Regions from separate parts of the Homo sapiens genome. Here region 1 is linked to region 2. A link is a loop called in an ENCODE intact Hi-C map of the cell type or tissue named here. Cell type or tissue: IMR-90. All regions are shown on one strand. Links, peaks and the distances in the headings refer to the core of each region. The heading gives the core; the rest is flanking DNA.

Region 1 (2,927 bases), core at 250-2,749, 86 kb after region 2:
TAACTTACGAGCTAAATTTCAGGATGGAAACACTTTTTGAAATGGATTGGCCTACATACTTGTGAAGACTCCGCGGGACCAAGTCCTGTTCTTCTGTCAATACCCATGGTTTCAATAACATAGCACAGAGGACTAGAGAGAGAAGGCAGTTCTTTGGTGACAAGAATTGAGATTTTAGGACAACACTAGGATGTGAGAAAAATTCCTAAGGGTTTGAGTTCAGAGATCCTGGAGACCAGAAGGAAGCTTCGAACAGCTGGAGTGGGGTTTCCACAGGAAAAGATGTGTTTCTAAGGAGGTAAAAGGTGAAGTGCATGTTTGATGAACTGAGAATGAGTGCAGAATGACAGGCAATTAATAGCCTAAGCTGTGGAAGAAGTTCGAGTTAGGACTAATGGACAGAAGAAAGTAAAATCTAAATAACCAGAATATTGGCAATAAAGTACATGCGAGAGAGTCTTCTGCAGAACTGAGCAGATCCTCCAGAACAGTGGTTCTCAACCAGTGGCGATTTTGCCACCTCAAGGAATGTTGCCCTGTCTGGTGATGTTTTTGTTTTGTACACGTGGGTGAGTGCTACTAGCATCTAGTGGATAGAATCCAGGGATGCTGCTGAACATCCTGAAATGTACAAGTCAACACCCTCCCACCACCCCCAACAAATAATTACCTGGCCCAGGTGTCAAAAGCACACAGGTTGAGAACCCTTGCTGTAGAATGGCATATTCCAAACTGCACTCCACTGCATGCAAAGGATAATAACACATTTTCTGTGGGTTAAAAAGAGGGGGGGGCTTGGGGAAGGGAGGTTCTAAGATCCAATAAACTGAGGAAGCTCTGTGTCTAATAAACAGATTTCTTTATTATAGAATGATTCTGAGTACTTAAAAACAAAAAGCATTTCCAAAAACAATTTTCTAAGAAATAACTTTGAAGTTACAAGTGTTCCACAAAACACGGGACAGGAAACACTGATCTAGTATTTCATATTAATTAGTTTTTGATAGAATATTACTAATTACCTACTTGAAAAAGAGTAGACATATTTGACATTAAATTGTTAAAAATAAACAAACAGTTAAACATAAAACCTAGCCATGCATATGAAAAAAATATGAAAGCACACAAAGATTGCATACTGACAGAGAATGCATCATCCGGATAGTCCAGGCAGTGATGAAACCAACGGATGTTCCAGTACATACTTCCCTTCTACCATCTGTAGCACTAAGAATGACAAGAGTCTGATGTCTCATCAATATGCCGGGATGCTAATACAACCTTTTCCTTAGTAGGCACTCTATATTTGAATTTATTGTAGATACTTAAGTGATTCTCCCCACCCCTGTTTGTAAGTGAGTAGTTATAGCAGATGCTCACATCAGATTGCTGTGTTTGTAAAAGGATTCTATTCATTTGCATGTTTTTCTCTGAAATATTGCATTTATTTATTTCAGTGCATCTTCTTAGAAGATGTATTCAATAGGGAGCAAGAATAATATATACTCGTGGTTGAATGCGAGACCATAATTTAAATAGAGGTATTGGACTGACATCAGAGATTTGAGTGAAAGTGGAAGCCCAGAGGAAGGAAGGGGACAATTTATTATTGTTTACATATTACACTGCAGCTTTAGATTCCCTTAGTTACTACTTGAATGTAAAATGTATTACTCAGAAGAGGATCTGGAATGAACTCTATGCAGAAGACGAAGTTGGGTGGGTGTTGTGCTGGAATGAAAGCTGCAGTCGTCTTTGCAGATGCCAGTGTACTGGGAAATAGGCATGTGTATTTAGCATAATAAAGTCCTGCATTCTCATTGCCCAATCACTTAATTTTCTAAAAGAAAACTTATATCCTATCTCTCTTTTGATCCTACTTACTACAATATTAAGGGATTTAACAGCCTTAAGACCTTTTGTCCTTCAATCATTCATTAGTTTGATGTTATACCTAATCCCCATTTCCATTTGCAGAGAAGTCAGTGAATAGAATCAGCTACCATTATTAAACAGGTTTTAAAAAACGTACCACATCACTTGAAAAAAAAAATGATGAGGATTTTTTGGAGTGGTTTAATTTTGTATCTAATGCAACTAAAAACCTTACATATTCTTTTTTTCTATTGCTGTCATAACAGATTACCACCAACAGACGCTTAAGCGAACACACATTGATTATCCTACGGTTCTATAGGTAAAAGATCCGACTGGATTTCCACTGGGCTAAAATCAAGGTGTTAGTTGGGTTTCGTCTCTTTCTGGAGCACATAGCAAAGATTCTTTCTTCGCTTGGATTCCTGCTTCAAGAGGCTGTTTCCATTCCTTGGTTCATGGCCCCTTCCTTCATCTTCAAAGCCAGAAGTGTAGCCTCTCTTTGAGCCTGCTTTAGTTGTCACATTTCCCTCTGACCACAGCCAGGAAAATTTCCCCACTTAGAAGGACATGTGGATGAGTTCAAACTCACTTGGATAATCCAAAATATTCTCCCCACCTCAGGGCTCTTAACCTTAATCACATCTGGAAAGTCCCTTTTGCTATGTAAAGTAACATATTCCCAAGTCCTAGGCATTAGGACATAGACATTGTTGGGAATTCATGATTCTGCCCACCGTGCTTTATTTCCTTCCATTTCCAATGCGATTTGACAGAAATTCCAAATGATTCCCCCCAAAATCAGAAAAACCTATTTCAAAGTGTTTTATAACACATTAGCTGTTACTTCTTTAGCTTTGAAGTGAAATTAACCCAGACGTGAAATCCTCAGCTCTGTTTCCTTCCCACTCATGCTGTAGAAATAAACCTCCCAAAGATGCTGAGTAGGCTCTGTCCCAGGGCCAATGATGGCTGGTGGAGGTTGGTGGGACATCTCCCCTCTCCACTTCCAGCTATAAATCCCCATGTGTCACCCAAAGCCTGCATGGCTC
Region 2 (2,927 bases), core at 137-2,636:
TATGTTATGAGTAAGGAGTAGCAGAGGGAGAAATTGAGAACACTTGCAAGACTCCTAGATTTTGTACTAAACAACATCAGTGAAAGAGCAAATCTATGAGAAAGTTTAATTTTGGATGTTTTGAGTTTGAAGTATTGCTGATATATCTATATGGAGATGTCTGGGAGGCAGTGGCTTAAGTTAGAAGATAGAGTTAAATATTTGAGATCCAGGAGTTGGTAGTAAATACAGCCACAGCGAAGCTAACAATGCAGAACCTGAGGAGGTTCGCTAAGTAACTCAGAGGCACATAGATTTATCAGACATGGCCCCTCTGTTCAAGGAGTTTACATTCCTTTCAGGTTGACAAGATATACTTGTCAACACTTGCAAGTTCAAAGTTTTGAGAAGAATAAATGATTAAGGTTAGAATAGTTGCCACAGGCTTCCAGAAAAAAAAAATTAAGACTTGAATTAGCCCTTGAAAACGGAGTGGAATTTGGAGAGGAAAATTTTCAGAAGACATTCAGGGATAATTGGAGCAAATCAGTCAAAATATTCTTGAAAACACATGGCAAATGCTGGATTTAATCCAAGCTAATTTTACTTCATAATATCAGGTAGAGTTTCATCTAAAGCTCTCCAAGTGTTAGCTTAAGGGATCTTTCTAAAGCAGAACTGAATTGGTGGAAGCAATCAACCTAACAGATTAGTTGTAGCCCTCTTTTCCCTTCCTCCCTTTCTCCCTCTTTTCTTTTTTTCCTTCCATCTTTATAATAATATTGACTAATCACCTTATGTGACCCAGGCACTATACCCTCCTATATAGGTGCAATTCTACAAAAGAAATTAATCAATAGAAAACTGTGCCTGGAAATATATCTTAAAGAATGTAGCAGATTACTTTGCAGTCCCTATGTGAAGGGCAGTATTTTTTATTACCAACAGCCATTTTGCTTTGGTTCATTGGTTCAAACCCAAGAGAGAAATTTCCTTCTGTTATCAGGAATGGTTGGGCGTTTCCTGAGCAACTGGTTTGTTTCTGTATTATGAATACCATGGGTGTTGTAACTGTGTGTGCTTCCTCTTTAAATTAGTTGTGGAAAACTTGGGCTTGGGAACAAATTTGCGGCTAAGATGTACTGAATCATAAACTGCAGGGTTGGGACAAGGGATTCAAAAAATCTCAACAAGTGATGCTCATGATTCAATGAACTTAAAAACCATGGCTTTTGTTTCTGTTTTTAAGAAACAGTTTTGTAATGACTGTTTGGCCAGTGACTGCATTCCAATATAGCCCCAGGAAGCATGTCCAGTTTGCAATCACAAGCAAGGAATTCTTCTGATATTTGGCATAGAATTTGCAAGTAAGTTCAATTGTAAAATTCCATAAGGTTAGAGAAGAGTTCTAGAAAGTTAGGAATTCTCTATTTGTAGTTTTAGGGTGTACTTAAAAGAATTGCAGTTATTTACGTTAGTATTTCTTGTTATATCAAGCACAAAGAAGGTGCTCCATAAATATCTGAAGAACTTAACTGATTTTTTTTTTTTTTTTGAGAGAGAGACTCAGAAAAGTTAAATGACTCAATCAAGGTCATTCAACTACTTAGATGCAGAAACCACTGCTGGTGCTAGGACTCACATTTTTGATTCATAGTCCAATGTTCTCTCTGCAGTACCAGCTCCATAAAGAAAATTGATGGCTCTGTAAATAAAGCTTCTTTTTTTTTTTTAACCACGTACTTAAGCTTAAGCAATCCCATCTGAATCCCCTTAGTTCCCTAGCTTACTCAGCCAGGGTGAAACTGTTAAACAAACCTTCAGTCTACCCAGAGCAGTCATTCATTTGTCCTCAAAAACCTTTTCTTTACTTTTTTTATGGCTACAATCATAGAGATGAGTGGAATTGGAGAGGAAAGGTTTTAGAGGACATTCAGGGATAATTTCATGAAAATAAGTATTCATGAACATAACTAAAAATTTAAGCATTGATTTTCAGTTGATGGGTCCATGGTTAAGTTTTTGGTAGATCATCAGAACGTTATGAGATCCTAGCATGTTGAAGTCTCAACTGGGTACCCCTACAGGCTTAAATATTGACTTTGCCATTATCTAGAGCAGTGGTTCTCAAATGTGGTGCAGGAAGGAGCTATTGAACTTTTCATTTATCACATCCTTGTAAAATGTTGTGTACTTTTAATAGCACATGCAATAATAATATGTGTATATAATCTATATACAGAGATATATAATTTACAAATAAGTATACAGATAATGTGGGTTTGTGCCTTTACAAATGGATATGAATACATATAAGTTTCAGACTACTGATAGAGTTCTGAAAACTAATTTTTCTATTGTATCTACGTAAGACTACTGAGAGTAGCAAACCACAGTTTGTTTTTTCCTTCTCTCCCTGTCTCTCTCCTGCCCACCTTTCTTTTTTCTTTTTCTTTCTTTTCTTTTTTATTCTTCCTGAGAATGTTTTCCAGGGGTGTATCTGCATTTTCAATAAACTAAACTCAGAAAGGTACCACTTACAAAGTTAAACCAATCACCAGTCACAATAGTAAATAAGCATTTCAGCCATTAGCCAAACTCAATAGCTGTATTGCCACTTTGTCTCAAAACATTCTCTGAAATATCATCCTAATTTCCCTAAATACAAGGAATCTGGCTATGATCAGTACAGTCTTTTTTTTTTTTTTTTTTTTTTTTTTTTTGAGACGGAGTCTCGCTCTGTCGCCCAGGATGGAGTGCAATGGCGCTATCTCGGCTCACTGCAAGCTCCGCCTCCCGGGTTCACGCCATTCTCCTGCCTCAGCCTCCCTAGTAGCTGGGACTACAGGCGCCTGCCACCACGCCCAGCTAATTTTTTGTATTTTTAGTAGAGACGGGGTTTCACCGTTTTAGCCAGGATGGTCTCGATCTCCTGACCTCGTGATCCA

Evidence for each region. Peaks named below come from ENCODE experiments on the same cell type or tissue, not always from the same donor. Only the 100,000 strongest peaks of a DNase experiment are listed, where the experiment ranks them.
Region 1: a loop joins it to region 2, with 2.3 times the contacts of the local background. A loop is called at or near these places in 4 of 110 quality-filtered maps.

What each region holds. Positions count from the first base shown.
Region 1 is chr5:167,719,211-167,722,137 of GRCh38, forward strand. All of the region lies in intron 4 of TENM2 (teneurin transmembrane protein 2), which reads left to right. Among named protein-coding and RNA genes, the nearest start is that of TENM2-AS4, 61 kb to the left of the region's middle. In IMR-90, for the core only: no CTCF peak of the experiment used is centred there; a DNase peak (open chromatin) is centred at 1,701.
Region 2 is chr5:167,632,961-167,635,887 of GRCh38, forward strand. All of the region lies in intron 4 of TENM2 (teneurin transmembrane protein 2), which reads left to right. Among named protein-coding and RNA genes, the nearest start is that of TENM2-AS4, 26 kb to the right of the region's middle. In IMR-90, for the core only: no CTCF peak of the experiment used is centred there; a DNase peak (open chromatin) is centred at 1,691.